Linked DNA regions of Mus musculus: regions 1 and 2 are each linked to region 3. Evidence: chromatin loops called from intact Hi-C (ENCODE). Cell type or tissue: heart. All regions are shown on one strand.

The links. A loop is a pair of places that touch in the nucleus more often than their neighbours do. Peaks named below come from ENCODE experiments on the same cell type or tissue, not always from the same donor. Only the 100,000 strongest peaks of a DNase experiment are listed, where the experiment ranks them.
Region 1: a loop joins it to region 3, with 3 times the contacts of the local background. A loop is called at or near these places in 6 of 42 quality-filtered maps.
Region 2: a loop joins it to region 3, with 3 times the contacts of the local background. A loop is called at or near these places in 12 of 42 quality-filtered maps.

Annotation. Positions count from the first base shown.
Region 1 is chr9:77,460,571-77,468,570 of GRCm38, forward strand. It overlaps Lrrc1 (leucine rich repeat containing 1), which reads right to left. Exons shown (of 14, transcript NM_001146048.1): 4 at 7,988-8,000. Among named protein-coding and RNA genes, the nearest start is that of 5730403I07Rik, 65 kb to the left of the region's middle. In heart, no CTCF peak of the experiment used is centred here; a DNase peak (open chromatin) is centred at 3,471; H3K27ac peaks cover 4,015 bases.
Region 2 is chr9:77,425,189-77,433,188 of GRCm38, forward strand. It overlaps Lrrc1 (leucine rich repeat containing 1), which reads right to left. Exons shown (of 14, transcript NM_001146048.1): 14 at 5,635-7,092. The coding sequence ends at 6,934. Among named protein-coding and RNA genes, the nearest start is that of 5730403I07Rik, 30 kb to the left of the region's middle. In heart, no CTCF peak of the experiment used is centred here; DNase peaks (open chromatin) are centred at 2,703 and 4,573; H3K4me3 peaks cover 712 bases; H3K27ac peaks cover 3,128 bases.
Region 3 is chr9:77,540,666-77,548,665 of GRCm38, forward strand. Lrrc1 (leucine rich repeat containing 1) reads right to left here and starts at 4,187. Exons shown (of 14, transcript NM_001146048.1): 1 at 3,800-4,187. The coding sequence starts at 3,958. In heart, a CTCF peak has its summit at 3,497 (motif pointing left); DNase peaks (open chromatin) are centred at 3,276, 3,456 and 4,266; H3K4me3 peaks cover 3,010 bases; H3K27ac peaks cover 2,576 bases.

The DNA of each region.
Region 1 (8,000 bases), 80 kb before region 3:
GAAGCTCCAGCGTGCTCCCGATAGAACGGAACCAGCTGGAAGCTCCAGTGTGCTCCCGATAGAACGGAACCAGCTGGAAGCTCTAGTCTTACGTTCTTTCTTTCGATGACGTGTTCATATGGAAGTACTGCCAGGGTGTGTGTGTGTGTGTGTGTGTGTGTGTGTGTGTGTGTTGCTATCCAGTACTGACCTGCACAACGCTAATAATTGCACCGAAAGGGAAAAGCAAAGGTTTGATTTCAGAGGCATGTGTTCATGTCACTGCACCAGCGTTACTGGAAAGGTTGGTAAGCCCCTATCTGTACTCACTTGGAGTTTTTAAAAACAAAAAATCATTGCTTGAATTGTCATGTTATCACTCACTCTCGTATCTATTTTGACAAACTAAGGACTGACCTACTGAAACAGGAGGAAAAGTCCTTTGCTGCAGGAAAGCTCACTTACAAGGCATCTCAAATGCCCTTTAAGATTTCTAAAACTCTTTTTTTTTAAATATGTGTCTAGGTTTGTGTGTGTGTGTGTGTGTGTGTGTGTGTGTGTGTGTGTGCAGGCGCACACATGCATGTCTGTACACAGGTGTCCACAGAGACCAGAAGACAGCATCAGGTCCCACAGAACAGCAGTTACAGGCAGCTCTGAACTGCCTGATGGTGGGTGCTGAGAACAAAACCCGGGTCCTCTGCAAGAGCAATATGTACTCTTTACCCATGAGCCACCTCTACAGCCCCATCAAATGCATTTGGAAGCTGTTATTGACACGGTTTTTGAGTCTGTGTTGTATGTTTCTGAAGCTTTGGTCTGAGCATGTACACATGAAACACAGAAGGGAGCCTGGAGAGATGAGGAGGGCGCCTCTCACACCACTTCTGACTGCATTGGTCACAACCACCTTGTGGGCATCATTATGGCGACACAAATGGAAGACTAGGGCATCCCTCGTCAGGAGGGAGCAAAGCCACAGCTCACCGTGGCCCCAGGCAGGGAGGCCCCTCCCACTGGACTCTCAGGCATTTTAAGAGCTCACAACTAAGTGCTACGCATGGGGAGTCTTGTTTCCAGCTGTTGGTCAGGGGAGTCCAAGAAGACTCCACAAACAGTACAGGCTATGGCTGTTCCTCATGGTTGCCTCCAGAACTCAAAGGTAACAGCCTACTGCTGAGACAGCACACACTTCGGCACAGGACTTGGAGGAACTGAGCTGGAACTGACCCGAAGCCTCCTCCCTGAGGCTCAAAGCGCACATCTACAGCTGCACTGCTAAACTCCCAGCGGGGGAGATCAGTCTCTAGCCCTACACTGCTTCTTGCAGCCAACATGACTTCACAAGTGATCAAAATACAGAAAGCAGTGTGTGTGTGTGTGGGGGGGGTACTCAACCACAACTGATACATCTACAGCACAACCCCTATCCTGCAGGCTCAGGGAATACAATGGGAGAGGGGCCAGAAGGAATGGGAGAGCCACAGGGAGGACCAGAATGGCTGCTGCAAGACAGTGTCTTCTGCATGGGACAGGGAAGCTGCATCCATGACATCTTAACAGCATGGCACCTAATCAAGACCTGACCAGGTGGCAAGCCAATGAAGATGGGGGGGAATCTCAAAAGGCCCCACTCCTAGATAAAGACCTACAGGCGACTGACAACTGCTGAACGAGAAAAAAAAATCAGTCTCGTCCAGGGATGAGAACTCGTAAAATGTCCAATCTCCAGTGGTCGGCCCTAAACAGAAATGCATACAGATAGGAAGAGTACTCAGCAGATAGATAGATAGATAGATAGATAGATAGATAGATAGATAGATAGATAGATAGGACAGACAGAATTGTTTTACAGGCCATATGTGGGAGGGGCCATGAGAAAGAGAGAGAGAGAGAGAGAGAGAGAGAGAGAGAGAGAGAGAGAGAGAGAGAGAACTGAAGAGTTGTGAGTCTGAAAGGAAGCAGAGGAACTTGAGAAGCATTGGAAGGGAAAAAAGAAAGGGTAAAATTATGTAAATACAATACATGTGTACAGAATTTTCAAAAACTAAAATACTACATGTATGTGCATATGTGTATAAAGACATTGTGTGTGTGTGTGCATCTTTTAAGATCCACATGTTCAACAAAAGTTTTCCTTCCACATTTATTCCCTTCTAAAGCACCCTTACAATTACTTTCCAGAAGACTTTTTAGCTAGAATTTTCCTTTATTCAAAGATAAGCAGGTATGACTCCACAGTGTTTTTTAAAGGGTTCAAAAAAAAAAAAAAACTCTGTGTGTGCGTGTGTATGTGTGTGTGTGTGTGTGTGTGTGTGTGTGTGTGTGTGTGTGTGTGTGAGACTGGCCTGTGTGTAGGTCATGTAGGTCATATCCGCATGGTTGATGCCCATGGAGACTAGACGAGGGCACCAGATGCCCTGGAACTGGAGTTACAGATGCTTGTGGACCATCATGTGGATACTGAGAATTGAACCTGAATCCTCTGCAAGAGAAAAAGGTGCTCTCAGGCGATGAGCCCTCCCCACCCTGCCACAGTGAACTGGAGACTGACACCTCCCGGACATCTGCCACGTGCTCCTCCTCCTCAGCATGTCTGTTTTACTTTTTTTTTTTTTACCTTGTACATACTGTATTTTTAAAACTGCCTCATTACCCACACAAATCTTATTTTTAAAAATCATCCCCTACTGATAAGCATCTCATCTTTCAACTTTGATTCCTGGCAAGTTAGATGTCTGTGAAGGCCTGCTGGAATGGCCTCACTGCCCTGTAGGACTGAGAATTACCTCTTGCCACTAGCGCTAGCCCTGCCTTCAGGCAGCGGCAGGGTACAAACGCTGGGGAGCTGGCCGGAAGTACAGGAAGCAGGCCCCTGGTCTCACACACTTCACAACAGCAGCACACAAGTCACATCCTCTCTGAGTTAGAATGGAGGCTGCCTGTATTTTTAGGATTCTATTTCAAGGGACTGAATGAATGGTTATTTTGAGACATTTACATTTTTTTTTAAAAACTGTTTTAAGTACTTTTTAATCCAATTTGATTCCACCTATTTTCATTATCTAGAAAATAGAATGAAAGATACTTAAACCAACTAAACAAATACAAAATCATTTAATATATATATGTGCATGTGTGTGTATGTGTGTGTATACACGCATATATATATATATATACATACACGCACACACATACACATATATGTATATAGTAGCAATTTGAGTGAAAAAAAAAGCAGAAAACAATTTTGCTGGTGAAAGTTATTAATTCTGCTTTTAAAACAGCATTTTATAGCAATCCCCAGACTTCAAAACGGACGTATTTAATAAGGCAGTTTTCTCCAAGGTTTTTGTCTCCTACCACACAGAGCTGAGCAGCCCAGCGCCAGCTCAGTCAACCACTGCCCTGGGGCTTCACTTAGTTCAAGTCCACTGGAATCAAGGTCACTGGCTCCAAGGGCAGCATATACAAAATCCTACCCACATGTTCTAGCTCAGCCTGCCAGGGAACCTAAGGGCTGCCTACTCAGTCTATTTCTACCACCAAATTATCATAATTACATGTTTACTGATAAGAACTCTTCAGTGACCAATGGCTGTGCCGGGACTACACTGGCGAGGCATAGACATTTCTGCTATTCTAAGCAGGCTACGCCGGGAGGAGAAAAATTTAATCAAAGAAGAACACTTAGGCCACCTTTCCTTTTTAGAGCATTAACTTAACAGCAAGTAGTAGGGACGTTTCACGGCAACCTTACACAGGTCCAAGACAAGGCAGCAGCAGCACACTGCCCGACTGGGCCTCAGCCTTCCCAGGCCCTCAGCATTGCCTGCTAGTTCCCACTGGGGTCTTGTGCCCCCCCCAAGCCTTCACCCCCCACACCACCTCCGCCCCCACCCTTCATCACTTGAGCTCCACAGAGGTGGGCTGGCGTGTGTCTGCTTGCTCGCTGGGAGCAAGCCATTTGGGCTGGTGACCTCAGGGCGATTCATCAATTAAATTCTTTCTGGAGTGTACCAGTCTGTGTTTTAGCACATTTCTGCACACGCTATGCAAACATTACTAATTCCTGAAAATGTTTACTCGCTTCAAAAGAATCAAAGTCATTCTTGCATGGACATGTTTTTAATTCTTTCCAGTACATATAACTAGGAGAATTCATTAAAATTCAGTCCTCAGTCTTCAAACCTGTTCTGCCCTTCAGCCTCTTACAGCTGCCGCTTCTTTCCTTTATAGACCTGGGCACACTCGCCACTCTGCATAAACAGGGTTAGATGGATGTGTCCTTTAGGGCCTGACTTTTCTAAGTGTCATTTCAAGGCTCATCCGTGTGGTAGCATGTAGCAGTTCTAAAGTTCGCTTGCGGTAGTTTACCGATGAAAGCACATTCCTCACGGATCCAGGCTTGAGTGGTTTCTACCGTGAGGATTTTATGAAGAACACTGCTGTGAACTCACCAGGAAATTTGTGCTTGGCCATGTCTTTAATGCTCTGGAGCACACATGGCTAGGAGAACAGCTGTGTTACATGGGAACTCAGCTCAGCCTGGAGAGAGAATCTGCCCAAGCTGCTGCAATCGGGCTGCGAGACTGAACTTTCCCACCAACGCTAGGTAAAGGTTTCAACTTCTCTAGACCTTCAGGGACACTTGCTACCACATGCCCTTTAATAGTCACCCTAGCAGATGTAACGTGCAAACGCACAGAAAGACCCATGACCTAAAGCATTAAGACTGTGGAAAGGGAGAAAAAAAAAATAAGTGTGCTTCCTGGGGGAAGGATGCAATTAAAAAAAACAGCAATATTCCCAGGGAGCCACTCGTTCTGCAGCTGACCCGACCTTGACCTTCCACAGCAACGCAAACACGAAGGTTACTTATCACCGCTCTGCAGAAGATGCTAAGGGCGCTCAAGGTGGCTGGTGCCAGACTTGGGACCAAGGGTGCTGAGAGAGAGAGAGAGGGAGAGGGAGAGAGGGAGAGAGAGAGACACGAGAGAGCATATGCGCATGCGCCTGGGTAGCACATGCCTCGCTGCAGCTGCCATCAACACCTTGCCCCATTCCCTACTTCCCTTCGGTGCAAGAACGAACGTTATCACAGCTGCTCCCACTACACTGGAATTAGCTCTAAGCTTTCTGGCAACAAAGGCAGAGAAGTAAATGTGATAAATGTCAGAACTGGTACTAAAATGAGAAGAGCTTCCCATTCTCTGGCAGATATTTTCCCCTAAAAATAATCCCCCTTTCTCCTTAATAGCTCCTTACAGCAGGGGAAAAAATTAAGCAATACTAATAGACAAAACTTATTCTTCGTTAGAAGCTGTACCTTTCATAGTTATTTCATAACTACTTTTTATAGCAGCGGAGTCCAGGGCCTTGCACTGGGGCAGGCTGAATGGTGGCGGCAGAGCTTCCGAGAACTCTAAGCCCAGAACCTATCCCGCCTCGCTGTGCTGAAGAAATGAATCCCGTGTGCTCTGTTGTGTGTGTTCACCTAGCAGGTGAAGAGTGGCGCCAGCCAAGGTCCCTGCTGTTAATGGAGTCTCACTGATGCAGGTCCATGAACTGATTACGGACACACAGCTGAACGCCCAACACCTAACCTTTTCTGTAGAGACCCAGAACCAAAGCGATTACAACACAGAAGTGACTGCTCAGGGAGCCCGTAGGTCTGGCACTAGGCTCACATCTATCAGCCACTATAGGAGGTGAGGCCAAACAGGAGGCTCCCAACCCGTCCATGAAGAATAAATATACTTCAGCCCGTCTGGAAAGACAGGGCACTGGATGGATTTTACGGTACATTTTTATGAAAGGCTTTGGAGTTCTCTGCTTGGTCCATGCACAGATCTACACCACAGCAAAATCTGAGTAGCGCACGAAGATACAAAGGTTCATGGGCTATCTGAAACTCAGATTTAACTAAAAATGTCTGTCTCGGACTCTTCAAAGCTCAAGCTGGCCTGACACGAAGATCATCAGAAACCACCCAAGCACTGGCTATCGGTTCTCAGAGCGGTCTGGGAACACTTCCACGGAACTCACTGGAAGCCCAGAAAACAGGCCTGGAGAACCACTGCTACACAGCTGAGCTGTAGCAGTCTATAACAAAAGGGTGCTCCCCATACACCTACAACATACCTCTATAGTCCTTACATTTATTGCTTTAAATACAATACATTATGCACCGATATTCATGTTAAGAAATATGACAGGTTTTATTTTGTAGCCCTAGGTGGCCTGAAGCTCACTACGTAGAGACCAAGTTGGCCCTGGTGGTCACAGAGATCTTCTGCATCTGGCATTAAAGATGTGCACCACCACACGCTGCTAACATTTTATTAAAAATAAGAAACTTTACAATGTGTGCTCCTACCCCCCCTGTCCTCCACACCTAAGAAAGAGTACTAGGCTACCGATGCTTATCAGCTTTATTCACTATATTCGGGTTCAGCACAGGCGATGCTTAATCATGCCAAACATGTTGCTCTATATTTGGTGACAAAACAACAGGCAAGGAGTTCCTCTCACTTCCTGACTGTAAGATGAAAGAGGACGGCTGCAAAGGCAGGTGTATGTATTATGTTTTTGTGCACTGTGTAAACGTTCCACCACTATGTGAGGGAGAGAGGGAGGGAGACTGAAATCTGCCACTAGGAGATAAGAGAAAAGAGTACTTTAAGTTCAACCTGGAGAATGGAAGGCCACAAATACAAGCATCATTGGGACCTTGGATGGGAGGCAGCCAGATTAGTGTATGGGGTTAAGATAGATCATTAGACTGCCCAGGAATTGGGGTGAAGCTTGAAAATAAAACTTGGTTTCTCCGTGTTGCTACTGAGAACTAGCTAGGATAAAGAAATACAGCCACAGTATTAATTTACATTTATATTAGAAATAACATTTACAGGCAGGGGCATCTGTTAGGTCACCATGCCAATTTTTACATTTTCGTCTCTTACGGAAAGGTCTTTGTTAAGGTTCTATTGACAAACTGTCATATTCCCTCCCTGTTTTTCTTCCTTACAGAGTTTGAACATGTTTTGCTTAGCTGCTCTTATTTCTTCTCAGGGAACCCTCTGTTCTGTTCAGATCCCTGGCCTATTTTTTAACTGGGCCATTTTCCTGACTCTGTTGTTGGAGTTCTTTGTATATTCTGGATACTGATCTTCTATCAGCTGGCATAGTTGCCCTCCCACTCTGAGAGCTTCCCGTTCGAACAGCTGATTATTTCCTTTGTTGTACAGAAACTTTCTCATTTTATGAGATGTCCTTTGTCCAGTGTTGGCTTCAATTCCAGAGCAAATGGGAGTCCAGCATTCAGTTCCCAGCGCCCATCTCAAGCAGGTCCACGGAGTCCAACACCCTCTTGTTGACCTCCTTGGGCACTCAACAAGTACATGGCATAGACAGAGATATAGGCACGCGCGCGCACACACACACACACACACACACACACACACACACATAAAGCTATGGAACAAAACGAAACTTTGAAGCAAATCAGATTTCTTACAAATAAAAACAAAACAAAACAAAAAAACAAAACAAAAAACAAACAGCATCACAGTTTATAACCATTAAGATTTAGGGACAATTGGGCATTAGTGAAATAGTTCAGCGGGTAAATACACACTTTGCTAAGCAAGAATGGGTATCTGGATCCCAGATTTTATGTAAGAAACTGCCTGTAACCCCAGAGCTGTGCGGGGTGGAGAGCGGAATCACTGGCAATGGGTCAGTGAGATCCCGTCTCACAGGAACAAGAGAAGAGAGAAATACACGACAGAGCAGAACACCACAGTCCACTGTCCCCTGGCCTCACACACGCGCCATACACAGGGGAGCACAGATGAGCAATAAATTAGAAGACACAGGAGCGACCGAACGCACGCTCAATCGCAAGGCTGACCTTGCTCTTTCTTGAAGGTGACAACAGAAGACTGGGTGAGGCTGATAAACGTCCCTTCCTCCCTGGCACTCACAAGCGCCAGCAAGAACTTACTTTCCAATATTCT
Region 2 (8,000 bases), 120 kb before region 3:
CCACCACATCTAGCCTTCAGCACTCCCAGCCTTCCCTTTGGGCACTCACCCACAGGTGAACACAGTTCCTCCTTCTGTTAGTTCTTCATCTACTGCTGTTAGCACATGCTAACAAGAGCCGAAGGGTCAGCAAGTGGGAAGGGAGATGGAGATGTTCTTATGCCTACGTAAGGGGCGGGGAGGGGGGGTGAGGGGGTGCTGTTAACAAACAAATTAAAGAAAATCCTGGGAAATAAAGAAGACCTGTCAGGGTCACATAAGATTTCTGTGTATTTGAGCAATGGTTCTCTAGGTGTGGCCCCAGATCTGCTGCAACAGCTGGGAGCTGGCCAGGGAAGCACGCCTGCTTTCATCTGCTCCACTTTTCATCTGCTGAATCAGGGGTTGTGGATAGTGATTGGCTTCAGCATGCTAGCAGGTGATTCTGATGCAGGCTCAGGTTTGGGGACCACAGTACATTACCACCTCCAAGAAGACACTACAGTTGATACGTGGTTATCTGAGTGGGTGAGACCAGCTCTGGGCACTCGGAACAGTAGCACATGGGGAAGTGGGCAAACAGCCCTCATCTTTCTTGCAACTCACATTGCGCTAGTGCCTCCCAAACTGCCAGTAACTACTAGGAGGCTAGCTAAGGAGAAGAAGGAACCCTGTCAGGCTTCACTCTTGTGCCTAGGTTTGCTGTGAGACTAGAATGGGTGGTAGTTAATTCGCCTAGAGTGCAGTCACCACAGGTGACAGACTGAGTATCAAACTAGGTGTCAGGGCACATTGCCTTTACCTGCTAATAGTCCTCAAAGGGAGGACAGGTAGCCGAGTGGAGAAGTCAGGCCCCTCACCTGACCATCTTTCTACACGGGCACCACTTTCAGGCATCCAAGAAGGAGCCAGCATGAATAGGGGTCGCCTTACTGTCAGCTCTCGGCATCTGCTGCCATCCCTCCGAGGGAAAGGGAAGCAAGCCCTCCCATGATGTCGGTGGCAATGTTCCCGACCCTCAGATGTTCCAGAATGACTAAATTCGCAGGCAACCCTAACCCAGCAGACCCAGCCCACAGCCCATTCTCGAAACTTCCCAAACTAATACCGAAACTCACCGCACCCATTATGCCTCTGGGCCAATGGGCAGGACAAAAAAAAAAAAATCAGGAAGAACTTTCAATGCCTGGACAAGTAAGCCTGTTGTTTTGCTTTTCCACGCAGAGCTGAGTTAGGTTTAAACAAACACGCACTCACACCTCCGGGTGGTTGAAGAGCAACCAGGAGCAGCCCCCTCCCCCATACCCCGTGGGCGAGCACCAGGCAGGACGCACACAGGACAGATGAGCCCACTTCCGGAGAATATTTTCTCAGGTGTTCAGGGTGGCCCAGTCAGGCAGCCTTTTTCAAACTGCTTATTAGAATGGGCATCTTTGTGAGTTACTTGGAGGGGCCGTCTGAAGCGATATTTATATTCTCTGGGGGCATGCAGTATCTGATACAGGGTGTCATCCCACTCCACCCCAGTGCCAGTCTGGTTTCTTGGCTTGTGGAGACCGCATGAAGCTTTCTCTTTCTACCCATCAGGCAGCAGAGCTGGGTTCAAGAGAAAGTTAACAGACGGGGTTGTCACACAAACTTTCTGTCTTGTTTCTCTAAGAAAGTCTCTGCATAAGAGCGATACGGTTCATCACAGCAAGCCTTTCGAAGCCTTTTGAAATACCAGCAGTCGTATTTCTTATCCTCCAAATGCATGAAGGTCCAGAGACATCATGCAGACCTCCTAGTGCCCACCTTCTCTCCAAGTAGTGATGATTTAAAAAAAAAAAATCTGAGTGATTGGCCTGCTCTAGAACCTGTCGATATTTCTAACACATTAGTTCTCTGAGAGAGCAGGTTTGTTCCTAAGCTGTCTCCAGTTAACATGGAAACATCAATTTGTTCTGGTCACGAACTAAGCAAGGAAGTTATCTCCCGAGCTCCTTAGGATTTGTACCATTTGAGAGGGTTGAGTATCAACCCCGTGGGGATTTCTGCGGCACGTAAGCAGGATGCCTTGGTGTGTGGTGCGTGGGTGAGGTAGACAGCTAGGAACAAATGAACCGCAGGCACGGCATATATCGATTGCGGTTCCATGCCAGGGTTCCTCCATAATTTAGGCCTGCCTCACCTTAGTACTCAAGGCAGAAGCCTCCTAGCCACGGTACACGCAGCTCTAAATGTAATTGCAGGCTCGCAGCCGAGGCCGGGAGAGGGCTGGAAACGAAGAGAAAACTGCAATCACAGATTCGAGTCAGCAGAAAAGCGGGCTTAAATTCCAACTCTGATTTATGGCTTGACCTCGGGCTCGTTTGCGAAATCACCGGGATCTTAATTCATGTCTTTGCAAAGTGCAACTGTGATCAGCTTCACTGGCCATGCTGGAAAAGTGACGGTTTGGTCGGCTCCGTGGGAGGGCATCGGGATGCAGTGGGCCATGTGTCTCCCTACCTAACTAGGCACGCAACCCATCATTTGTTTCTAAGTTGAACGTTGATGCCTCAAAAGAGATGGGGAGGGGAGAGATGTAATAGACTCTTGCCTGTCACAGTGACTGCCCTGCCTGCTCTCAGGGTTTAAAATTACACCGTCCTTCTGGCCAATAGGCAAAAGCAAAAACTCTCCCTGCAGTCCTCGGAGACACAGGCTCCCTGGATCAGGTTCTTCTGGTTGGTCTCCCTTTCCAGCCAGCAGTCTGTCCTTACACAAACACCCAGCAGTACGGAAGGGCAGCTCTACCCTCCCAGCTCAGACTACTCTAGCCTGTGCTTTGTTTCCAGGGTTCCCCCCCACCCTGCCTGATGTTCGTTTGCAAGCTACCCCTCCCCTCCCCCTGCCCTGTCCACATCCACTCAGGCACAGAAGCTCCTTTGAGAAATGAGACAGAACACAGAATGTGAACAGGGAGGAGCTGATAAATCCTGGGTTAAAGCCGAGATAAGGGAGAAAACGAGCCCCCACTGACCCAAACTATAAGCTCAGGCCGCGTGGAAATGGAAAATATTCTGTGGGAAAGGGGAGGTTTTCCTGGATTGGGTATTTAATGTTTTCTTCGTTGAGACTAGTCTTATCTTGAGCCGTTCTTAAGTCCAGTAAAAATGAGGAAGTTTGACAGAGACCGTTGAGAACCTCACCAGTAACTAAACTAATTAAAATGCATATATCAGAATTAATCACACCGGTGAAGGCCTGTAATCCTAGCACTAGGGAGCAGAGAGGCAGGAGAATTGCCAGTTTGAAGCCAGAAAATCTTTGTTGGGCTAAAGAGCAGAAAGTCGCCTTCATATAACTTGGGGGCCTATATTTAGAACAGTAGAAGAGCTCTTAGGCAAAGTTACCAGCAGTGTGTGCTCCTGAGAACGCTGACTGCCCGGCTACACACTGCTAGGCTAGGTGGTACGGACTGCAGAACTCCTAAAGTCATCACGGTCATGGTAGCAGGGGCTATAGTAACAGCAGCCGTCAATTTCCTGAGAGCTTGTGCTCCATATACTCCACTTAGTCTCCTTCTAAGCTATTAGAGGCTAAATCACTTAATCAAACCCACGTGGAATGGCTGGGATTCAAAACCTTCATTTTGTTGGCATCTTGATTCTGAAAAAAAAAAATTAAACCCAAAATGCTATTTTAAAGAGTACACTTAGGCCCTTTCTTTCTCTTCCTTCCTTTCTTTTAAGCACGCACGTGGTCTTTTCCCTGGGTGTGTTTTAAAACATGATTTCAGACCCTTTAAAAGGAGTCTACTGGTCTTGCACTGATACATGGTGAAGGTGGTAGGCGGCATTATCAAGACCCATCATATAATTCTGCTTTTGAGCGCCTTGGATGCGCCGCAATCAGAAGATGAGGGCTACTTTAAAACACTGTTTTAACTGGCTCTTTGGAACATGAAGCAAGTTGACAATAACTGGTAAAGTAAGATTTCGGCTCTCCAAGGACGTCTGTCACCTATATTCGCCCGCAGCTCTATAGCGGAGCCTGTAGCCACACACTAGCCAGGGCACTGGTGGCGCTCAAGGAGAGGAATTTCCACAGGGCTAGGACCAGCTTTTCAGAGTCACTTCCTGACACAGGAATATTCTTTCCCCTGGTATTCATGTGTCCATTAATTATGTCTTCATGGGCAAGGCAATCTCCCAGATGATGACAGACAGGCCGCTGGGCAGGAAGGCTGATGTTTCTGCCCTCACAGGTAACCAGCTGATAAAACTCTGAAGAATTGGCTGGTTGCCAGCATTCTTCTAAAACTTCCAGAAGAAAACCAAGGAGTAGGTAACAGTCTTGCAGTTTCTTTCTGGTGTGCACGATCACTTCCACTATTTCTTTGACTTCAGCTCCTCTATGGTTGTGGCCTTTGTTGTTTTTGCCACTTTATTCAGAGATAAAGCCCCCCCTGCTAAAAATAAAAATAAAAAAATATATAGAGAAAAAAGAAAGAGGAAAGAAAATGTTGTGGGAGGAAAGGGGGTAAAAACGTCTTACAGACGTCTTTTTCTTCCTGTACCTGTTATTCCCCCCAGGCACAGAAGTCAGTGGAAGACTGGACTCCACCCTTTCCTAGAGGAAGTGAGGAGCATGGAAAACTGTGAGAGCCAGTGCTGCCCATCCTCACTCCCAGCCCCAGCCAAAGGTCGGGAGCTTTGGCTACTCTAAAGGAAGCTTTCACTTCCTTCCCCTTCTTAGAAAGGCTGGGTATCCTCAGGCTGCGGCCGTTGAGGTGGTGCTGACTCCACGATGGAGCCGAAGTTTGGACCGGCCACCCTGAAGTTTAAGAGCACCACCGAGTCAGCAGACATAAGCCATCAAGAGGGAACAAAACCTCTCAAACCCCAAATTCACATCAGAACAAAGCAGGCAGGCGGACATGACATAAACAGGCTGAGGGAAGGAAAGGAGAGAAGTAGGCACAAGGCATTTCCTACAGTCGCTAGCTCTCCTCCTCCACTCTCCATGGGTCCCTATCTCTACCTCTATCTGTTCACCAAGGCCAAGCAAGATAAAAGAGCAGCAAATGGCGACTACCGGCAAATGGTGACCTTTAGAGGGAAACCATGAACGAAATAACACTGGGAACTGTCGGTTAGTTTTTCAGAATCAAATGGCTCTCTAAAATAAATTCCCTCTGTTTATCTGCATAGAATTAGTCCCTGAATTACCAAGACTGATTTTCTAGGCTTTAAAATCAGGATACGTCCAATCCTTAGAATGGAGGAAAGACAATGGGTCCCCACTGTTAGGAGGCGCAGCTGAAAAGCACCAGATGCCTTGTACTCTCACCTCCGAGGTTTTGAGAAATGTGCATGCACAGGCGCAGGCTGACTCCAGGCCCTGAATGCACACAAGATGCATGGGTACTGCATGGGCTTGGTTGGAGATGGGTTTCCATGGAGTCCAGCTGGCCAGATGCCTCAACTCACAATGATGAACCCACACTGAAGGCAGCCCTGGGGCTCTGCCCTGTGTGGAAACACGACTTGTAAACAGGGTCTCATCAGGAGCTATTCAAAACTAACTGGCTACAATCTAGACACTTAGTGGACAGAAGTCCTCTGTGTAAGAACTGTTTTTGGCTAGTATTTTGAACACACAAAGTAACAATTCTTAAAAAGCTATGGCCAGTGTCCATGATGAGTTTATTTCACGGGGAAATCCCCTCCCCTGAACCCCGGTGATTTCCCCCAGACACCACAGTGACTGGCACTCTGCATTTTTCTCTTTCATCACAGCACACGTAAAAAGGAAACGACAAAAACACAGTAAAAACACCCCTTAAATTAGATTTAAAAGTAAATCTTGAAGCAGTGTTTTGTTATGCTTTGATTAGAACTATTTACAGATCAAAGTGCACTTGTATAGAGATAGCAACATTTCTATTACGGTATAGGTGACTTTTGCTTTATTGTGGTCTTTTATCTGGATATAGAATTTTTAAGCTTCCTTCGGCAACAGTCATTCTTCTGTGACACGTAAGTCATGGATCCACTGAATTTCTGGACCAGTTGTTTTTCTCTCTGTGCTTTTCTGCTGTGTGCTGTTACCCAGGTGGCCCATGCCTCTGGAGCAGGCACAGCCTGATGCTGCACACACCCGAGCTGAGTCAGGACGAGGGGGAGCGGATGCAATGACGTAGCGCGAGGCTAATCCTTTGGTTCATCTTGTCGAAGAAATCACTTGATGAAACTTACAAATCACTGATAAATTCATCGTTCTGGTTAACAAACAAGCCAGCAGATTACCGATTAAAATGTGCGACACCGATTTAACAAGACCACACCCAGGCGCCCATCTTGCTGCTCAAGGATGCCACTGTTTGCAGCCGCTGTGACAGGACAGGATACAGTAAGGCACGGAGTGGATGGTACAGGTAAAAACCAATACTTTAGGCCTAATTTGTTTTTCTGCACAAATACGAAAATATGTACCGTCTTCAAGATAAAATAACAAAGAAATACATAATTTTTTGTTATGAAATACCTATACAAAATTTTAAAATTTACACCATCTGAGCTGCCAAGAAAGGATAAAAAAGTATCTTTTTTTCCCCCATACATAAAGCTTTCTCTCTCTCCTCCGTAGGTCCATAAGAACTTGGGTTCCGAATGTCCAGCACTCAGTGGAGGGAAGAGGGTCAGAACCCCCTTCCTGCTCTCTCTAACCCCAACACAAGACAAAAACGAAGGTCAGGTGTTGACAGTAGTGTATTCTACTTATTAGGAACAACTGATATTGAACAGAATTAGGACGGGAGGCTACTGGTACGCGGATGGACTGAGGGATGCAGAAGGCACTTGGTGCAAGAGCAGCATCCTGGCAGAGGGATGGTGGACGCAAGGACGGCAGGCAGGAGGCTCCTCAGGTGCACAGGAACATCTCTACAGCAGGGAAGACACAGCAGGTAAAACTCGGAGGTCAATGCTACACCGATGTGGTCACGCGCTCAGCGGCGTGGTTGACCTCGTTTTTGTTTGAATCCAGTCCTTTGGCGGCATTCATGTCGTTCCGTAAATTCTCCACCGTCTTTTTCATGTTCTTTAATTCCCCTGGGTGTGGAGTGGCTCGCCTCTGAAGTGTTCTCTGCAAACAAACAGAGGCCCGAGTGTTTGGGTTTTATCCACTACTGTTTCAAAGCACGCAGCTTTGAGGCATTAGCATTCCAACACAAATTTTACAACTTCAGAAATCCGAGTTCCAGGGGAAACAGCTTTCTTCACAGCTATGTGTACTCATGAGCTGCTCATGACTGAATATATTACTTTTAGAATAAAGGAACACATTTTTAAAAATTAGTATAAAGTGATAATAAGTTTCTATGTGTTCATGGAAAATAACAAAATTTAAGATAGGGCTATGGAATAAAGTAGAAATTTTTTTTTAAAAAAATGCCCTAAATTTAAATTTGCCCTAATGCTCTTTAATTATTCAGAATAGCTCTGGCTTCCTTCACCCTCCAGGCTTGGGAGCTGAAAAAGAGAAAGCCAGAGAGGAGGACTTCATCTGGCATGACTGCTGTGCGCCATTCATTTGCTGTTCTGAGGAGAGTGCGTGCTCTTCTAGTAAAGACCACAGTGCTGAGAAGTAAGTAATAGGACTTAGCAATTTGTAAATTTTCCTATTAGTTAATCTATGACCTGCTCATTATCTCATAAAGCAGCATTTACATCTTTCGAAAGACATGAGCTTAACAAAGAGCACTTCTGAGGTAGTAAAACCACCACTGAAATAATTACACTCTGAAATGTCTGTGGTGAGCATTAAAGAAATTCTGACTTTGAAGTTCTCATCCCTAGTGCCCATCTTGCTCTCTACTAAGACACACACACACACACACATCCATCCTACCAGCCATCTGGTAACAGCTGGACTAATAAAGATGGCAGCAATCATTTTAAACCGGTCTTAGTTTAAAATGATTAAACTGCAAGCCCCACCCCATAAGCACTGCTGGGAAAACCCCAATTGGTACAGAGAATTCAGAACGCCAG
Region 3 (8,000 bases):
CTATAAAGCAGGCGGTAATCCTAACATCTGCAGAAAGTAAGGCTGGTGGAGAGTACCCGAGAGACAGAACCCTGTCTTCAACTATCTAAATCTAAATCCAACATGTGCTATGCTGTCCCTACAAGACAAGGCCCAAGGAGCCTTGGTAAAAGATGACCAAAAGGTCACATGAATCCAGATGAACCCAAGGAGAGGGGTGTGAGAGACCGAGAAGAAAGAGGGCATCTGAGAAAAAAGCAGGCCGTGGGGACAAGACAGGTGGAAAGGAAAGTCAAAGTTGGAGACCGGGAGAACAGATGCGCCATCCCTCAGAACTAGAAATCCAAGGAGAAATAGCACTTCCAGCGAGAAGACCTGACTGAAGCATGACTAACTGGCTCTGAATAGGGATGGCAGCCCCTTGCCAGAGCAAGCTACAGGGGCTAAAACTGAAGTCATATTCATGGCAAAAGTTCACAGAGTACAAGAATTACTTCAAAGGTGGCCAAGTGCCTTCTAGCATCTTCCAAGGAAAGACAAGTTACTAGTTACTACAGACTTGTAAGTCGGGTCACAGGAAGGGAAATCCGATGACCAAGAAGATAGGCAGTCTTCTGAACATGAGGACTCGCTCATTGCTGCTAGGTTCTTTGGTTGCAGGGACTAGCACTTGAGGGCCTACGATGTACCACACAGTGGCCTAGGTTCAGCCATGAACGCCCCTGCCCTTGTGGAGGTAACGATTTAGTTGGGTAGACAGGCAAGGAACATGTAAGCATGTTTGAGCCTAGGTCATAAGTACCCTAGAACTAGAAAACAACTAATTCAGGATCTGAGAAAGAATGAGGGGTGGGGGGACTGGTGTTTGAAATACTTCCATCGGACAATCAACAGGTTAGCTAAAGGCCAAGAGGAGATGACAGAAAATTCTAGAAAAGTAACTGTCTTGAGCAAGACCTCCTGGGCACGGGGCTGGGGCTCCCGTGCTTACAGGGGAGAACAGAGGCGGGCAGGCACTTCAAGGAGGTAAGAGTGAGATTGTTAGTGCAGACAACAGAAGAATCTAGTGAAGGGACAGCTGAAGCCAGATGAATCTAGCAGCAGTCAGACAGAATGACTGTCACCCAACCAAAGGCAAGCTCAAGACAAGGATCCTGACCTGCACTGCGGAGAAGCCACCACAATGCTCGACTGCTCCTGGGTCGTACATTAGGTAAGTTATTACCAACATGTCTGTGGCTGGCGGGCCACCTCATACTCACATCAGTATTTAAGTCATGTCTCCCCACAAGACTGGGAACAGCTCATAAGAATCACAGCTTCTTTAATCTCTATATTCCTAATAACTAGTAAGGAATGGTACCGCAATAAATGTTTAACAAGGCCAAGTTTAAGTCACATGACTCAAAAAAAGGAGGGACTAAACAGCTCAGGTTTCATGGGTGTGAGAAGCAGACAGGCCAGACTCATCCTATGTGTTCAGTGTGACTGCAGTTGTCTGACACTTCAATACATGGAGGTAGCCAAACACTGCATCTAACAAAGTGCAGAGCCCTGAGGAAAAATCACTGCAATTCTGTGTCTCAATTTGTAAATGAAAATGCTGGAGCAAATGAGAGGTGGCAGACCCTTCAGTGGAGTGTAGGTATCTATCATTATCCCAAAGCCTGTTGCCCAGGTAGAGTGTATACCTACCTTTCGGATGTGCTCCCAAATTACAGGCAATGAACCAGACAGCGGTCATCGCCAGCACACCAAGAACCTTTGAAGCCTTCCAGCAAGAGGGGTGAGATGGTGGTGAGCAGACAGGCGCTTGGAGTTAGAAGCCAGACGCACCAGGGAGCGATAGCCATGAGTTACGAGTTCTCCAACATGAACAATGGCTAGCCCAAGGAAAGGCTGAGGAAACAGACAGACTTTCAAGGTAGCTGCTGTTCCTGTCTGGCATGTACAAACCCAACAGTCTGGGTGAGATGAGACAGAGAGGAATCCATTTTACAGGACCTTGATTTAAGGCTATTAGAGCAATACTTAGCAATAAGGAAGGCCATCACCCATTGGTTTCGAAATGTTTATTTAGAGTATTTACAGAATGCCATCAGACCTAATTTTGAGTCTCTGAGTTATCATGTACCATCTGCAGAAATACCTGACACTTCCAAAACTCTGAGTCTCTACGCCAAGCAAAAAAAAAACAAAAACTCCAGCATTAGAGGAAATCTAACAAACTCCAAAAAGGAGTGAAAAGCCAATCCAACCCAAAGAAATCGTCCAATTCCACAATAAACACAAAGTCTACAGAAAGCACTGCAAAGTTTATAGTCAAGAGCTTTTTACTAAGTCTTTTAGTAACTTTATTTCAAATCCCTTGCAAAGCATTAGGCAACATTTGCTACATTTCAAAAATTATACAACTTAAAGCAATGAGCTTCCCACTTAAGTAAAACACAGCGAAGCTTAAAAACCAGATCATGTGTTTGAAAATGCCTGCAAAATAATACATGCCTGAGGGATCTGGGTGGTTTTCCTACTGAATTAAATTAAGGGCTGGGAGGGGTGCTCTGCAGAGATCCGAGTGAGGGTAATCTTTGTGATTACACAGAGGAGGCCATGGGAACCAAGAAAAGTTAATTCAAGACGAACTTCACTCGAGATGTTGAGAGAAACACACTTGTGATTTTCTAAACTCTGTCAGCACTGGCGATCGTTATCAGTCCGTGTTCCAACAAACCAGACATCTGATCAGAGTTTCTTTGAAAATGGCAGGACATCATCAGCGGTAACAAAGGACAAACAAGGTACTTGCATTCCGAGGCTCGGGCCTTTAGGCTCTCTCCGGGCCTCCCAGCGGACTTCCATTTCCTGCACCTCTGGATTGCCACTGGCTTACTTCCTCCTTACACCTGGGTAAAGGATGCGTCCTCCTTAACAGTTAAAGCTAGAATCCCGAGGCAAATTCAAGGGTTAAAAGTTCAGCGTCTAACCCCAGCAGGGCCTAGAAGCACAATCAGTATCTGTCACAGGCCAAGTTCGGTGCGGCAGATGATTAATTTTCATAAACAACTCTGAAAAGATATGGCATTAGTGATAGGACAGACCCAAGCAAGCTCTGTGGTGGCGGAAAGGCAGCAAGCAGGGCTGACTCGCAGCGGGAGCCACTACACACGTTCATCGCAGTTCCAACCACGCAACAGGTCCACGCACGCAGTGCACCAGCGGCGGGAACCTGGGCACCTGCAGCAGTTCTCCTCCTGCCCAGCACCCCAATGCGGCCACGGGGCTACCGAAGCGGACCAAGCGCCATCTCTCCAGGGCATAGCCCACAGAGATAAGGCCCGGAGCACATTCCTTACAGATGCCAAGATATACTAAAGCTTACTTTCGCGCTGCTGGGTCCCCACATCCTCTGGGACCTGCGTTAGCCCAAAATGAGGAGCTCCAAGCCACTAGCTGGAGAATTGGCTGCTAGCCGATCGCCCCGGGGCGTGATGGGGCGCATGGTCGCCCCCAGCTGGGAACAGTGTGAGCTACCTGGCTTCTCACCTAACCGGCATTAGTTCCCAGACGTGGATCTAAGCCACTTAGTGGACCAGAACGTTTCTCCACTAGCCATGTAACTACTTGTTAAATACCAAGTCTTTCGGTATAAATGAAAAACAACTTTTATTGGAGGATGGGTTTAATCGGGAAGCAGGGGAGGGGGGCACAGGGAGGGCTGAGGGCAGTAGTGGGACCCCGCTGGCCAGAGTCTCCCAGAGCGAAGCAGTCAGCGGAGGAGCGCACGGACCCGGCCACCGCGCCAGGTGAGGCGGGCACTCACCTCGGGGAGCTCCCGGAGCTGGTTGGCGTCCAGCAGCAGCTCCTCCAGGCTGCGGGCATAGCGGTAGATCTCCTCGGGGACGTAGACCAGCGAGCAGTGGCGCTTGTCGATGGCCTCCACATGACGGTTGCACCGCCACAGGGGAATGCAGTGGAACATCGCCGCCTCCACCACCAGAGCCGTGTCCCGCCGAGCCGCGGAGCCCGGGGCTCGGAGCCCGCTCCGCCCGGCCGCCCCGCTGCTCCCCGCCCGCCGCCCGCTCCAAGCTCGTTGCTGGCTCCAAGCTCGCTCGCGCCTCGCAAGGACTCCACCGTCCCGAACGTTCTGAGGAAGCCGCGGGAACCCTCGCCGCGTCCCGCGCCTTCGCCACAGTCGCGAGCGTCCCCTCCCACCGCCCCCTCCGCCGCGCTCCGCTTCCTACTCGCGGCCGCCGCGCACTGGGCATGCGCACTCGGCGGCACGCAGAGGGCGTGTCCCGGCCGGGGATGCTCCGCTCCGGGTTTTCCTGGAGACCCGGCTCCCGGGAGGGTCGGGAGACGGTGCTCCTGCGGTCCTCTCCTCCGCGGGGAGTCGCACAGTGTGCGATTCTGGAGGGAGCCGCGCCCCAAAAAGCTCCTAAGGAGGGCAGGGACCGAAGGCCAGAAGGAGCAGAACAACTTCGGAGTTTTCATTTTACTCACCGTGCTTTTTTTTTTCTTGCTCCCCTTCCCCAAAACAACTTTCTCTTCCGGGGTCAGGAAGTACCGCCCCGCCGAGTACCTTGAGCGCGGGGTAATGAAGGAGTCGGTTCTGGCTTTCCGACACCCCCTCCTCCTAACCCCCGTTTGTGCCCTGTGTCTGCGCACACTCGCTGGCAGGCCCTACGACCTGAGAGCATCTTTGGTGAGCAGGACTTATCTGAGATGTACGTGTCACCAACTTCCTGGTGCCAACAAAAGCATGGATGTCCGTCTTCAAAAATCTTCTAAAAGATGCTCCGAGAAGAAAGGAGATGGCAAAGGTGCGCTTCAGCATTAGCTCCACCTTAGCCAGATGTGCTTTGGGGGCTAACCTGGGCTGAGGTACAGAAAGCACTGGTGCAGGAAGGCAGATGAACCTCCAATAGCTGGCTCCTGTATTTCTTCAACAGCACCCTGCGTCTTACAAAGGGGAGATTGCAACCCACGCTGTAGTTTGGGGCGGGGAGCCCCAAATTTCTTCCTTTGCTCCTCAGAGGTTCCCGTTACCACAGCCAGACATTTGAACCCCTTTTCTTCTGTTTTCAGAGTCAACGATACAAACTAACCAAACTCACTCCACATGAACAGTTGATGACTCCGTTTTAGGCCAAATACAATAGCTAATAGACTGTTTTAAGAGTCTTCTCTGACTCCCCACCCAGCAAAGGAAGCCTTATGCTCCCTCAGCTCAAATCTGGAGTCACCAACATCACAATATGCAGAAGATTGAAAATTGAGCTTGCTTAGTAACCAAGGCAGAGTTTGCTCTGAAACTTTTTTTCATTGTCTCTTCAGTATTTTTAACTGCACAGGGCACTTGCCCAGGGGGAGAGGGGGAGAGATACATAAAGGTTTCGTCTCTATCAGGAGGATCTCTTGTCTTGATTGATGAAGGAGGAAATTTGACCTGTTTTTACCTCAGGATTATCACCTAGACTTGATGGTTACAGCCAGTACCTAATTCCTGCCACTATGCTGACTTCACTTTTTAACCTGACTTGGTGCCTGCATTCTTGAGGCGGACTTTGAGCCTCCACTCCTCCTTCATTCTTGCATTCCAGAAGTGTGTATAAAGCCCATGTCCTGCCACCTCCCATGAAAAACTCTGATTCCTGATTGAGACATCCAAGAAGATACGTCACTAACTTTGTGGGTTTTCCAGCTGGTTTTTTTTTTTTTAAGTTATAGAAAGCTGAGCTACTCAGTTTAATGTTGTTGTATTTTGTTTTGTTTTGTTTTTCAGAAATACACTAGGTTGTTTTAATAAATGATTAGTATGTTTTTAACATATGTCTGGTCTTTTAAGGATTCCAACCTGAATAAGCATTCCTTATTCTTCTCTGTGTTGTGATCGTGTTTCTTCTTATGTCTAAAAACATTGTGGTTTCTGAACAGCTTACCTGCTTTGCAGATCCTGAAAACTACCGAAATCCACATGACTTAACTATCAGATTTGAATCCCGGCTACTCTGTGTTCTAGTTAGTTTCCTACTGGTGGGATAAATACCATGACAAAAAGCATCCTGGAGAGGAAAGGATTTGTTTGGCGTACATTTCCAGATCACAGACCATCCTTCAGGGAAGCCAAAGCAGGAATTCAAGCAGGATGGGAACCTGGAGGCAAGAACTGAAGCAAAGGTCATAGAGGAATACTGTTTACTGGCTCGTTCAACTTCTTTATAGCACCTAGGACTAGTCTATGGGAGGTACCAACCACAGTGAGCTGTGCCCTTCCAATTAATCTTTAATCAAGAAATTGCTTTACACACTTGCCTGTATGTCCATCTGATGGAGACATCTTCTCAATTGAGATTCACTCCTCCTAATTGACCCTACCCTGTGTCAAGTTAACAACTAACCTCCACTGGGAGATGAGGGATTATTTGGCTTGAATGTCAGGATCACAATCTTACCCTTGGGGTAAGCGAGGGCAGGAACTCAAAGTAGGAACTGAAGAAGAGATGATGGGGGAGGCGGGGGAGTCTTGCTTATTGACTTTCTTTCTGTGCTTTAGTGAGCATGCTTTCTTATATAACTCAGAACCAACTCCCCACTGGGGGCACATAATTCAGGAGTGTTTGCTACATAACAGCAGATAATAAATGTAGACATGATTCACCAGACACATGCTAGATACAGAAATGCAACAAAGAAAACATACCCCTTCCCCTGAGAGAATGAAAAACGTGCAATTAATGGTTTGTTATTTTATTTCCTGACTTTTATTTGTAGAATGGTATAAACATTACATTTTTAAACTACAAATCCAAAGTGGCATCCAGTAAGCTGGAAATGACTGGGAATTCAGAAGTGCAGACATGTAAATTTTAAAATGAGCACAAGAAACCACTATCTAGCCACTGGAGTGTAAAACAAACCAACAAACCAAAACAAACCACTCAGGATCCTAAGTGTTAGTGAAGATACAGTGCAACAAGCACTCAAGCACTGCTGGCAAGAAAGTAAACTGTTGAAAGCAGTATTTAAAACAATTTGAAGATTCTTTGTGTCTGCTGTAATGATCCATCCATGATGTAAGTTATTTATCAATATCCATCATAATTTGGTTAATATTAGTCAAAACTTTGAAACAACTAAATATTCACCAACAGATTAAAAGTGTAGCCTGTAGAAACAATGGTATAGAACTCAACAATAGAAGAAAATAAACTAGTAAACATGTTAACAAATAAATATATCTCAAAAGATCATATCCATAGAAGAAGCAATGTACAGAAAAGTGCATAGGATAGTACATAATGTATAAAATTATTTTTTAAAATTGAAAACTAATAAAAAATGATAACAGCCTAACTCAGTGGCTGTGTGTGGAAATGGATGAGGGTCTGGGATGGCAAATGGCTCGAGAGAATGTGGGAAGTGATGGAACTGTTTATACACAAACCTGCAGACCTGAGTTTGGCTGCTCGTCACCTATATAAAAGCCAAGTGTGGCTGCACATGCCACTAACCATTCCGGCTTGCTTGGCTAGCCAGCAAAAAAACAAAAAAACAACAGCACACTACAGATTCAACAATAGACCCTGTCTCAAGGGGATAAGGAAGAACAAGAGACGGGACATCTGATATCCCCTCCTAGCCTCCTTACAACAGGAGTGACAGGATACACACACACACACAAATAAAATATAGGTAAATGTATCCTACAGGCAGTTGTAAATTAAATCCTAGGCTAAGAATCACATTATGGTAGGTGGTAACTAAGTATCTGCCACATGCCAGGCACTGGGTTACATTTCTGGGAAACAGAGGGAGGGCAGACCTTGGAGTCTCCTGGAAGAAAGGCCATTGTCAAGGGAATGGTATCAAGATAGAAGCTATTATGGGATAGAGGGTCGCTTTTCCTATTCTAGAAAATCTATCAAGAGGCTGACCTTTTCATCTTGGAGAGGAGCACAGGAGTGACCCTCTGAGGATGTATACACAGATCAAAGAGCTAATCAAATCATATGCAAAGCTGG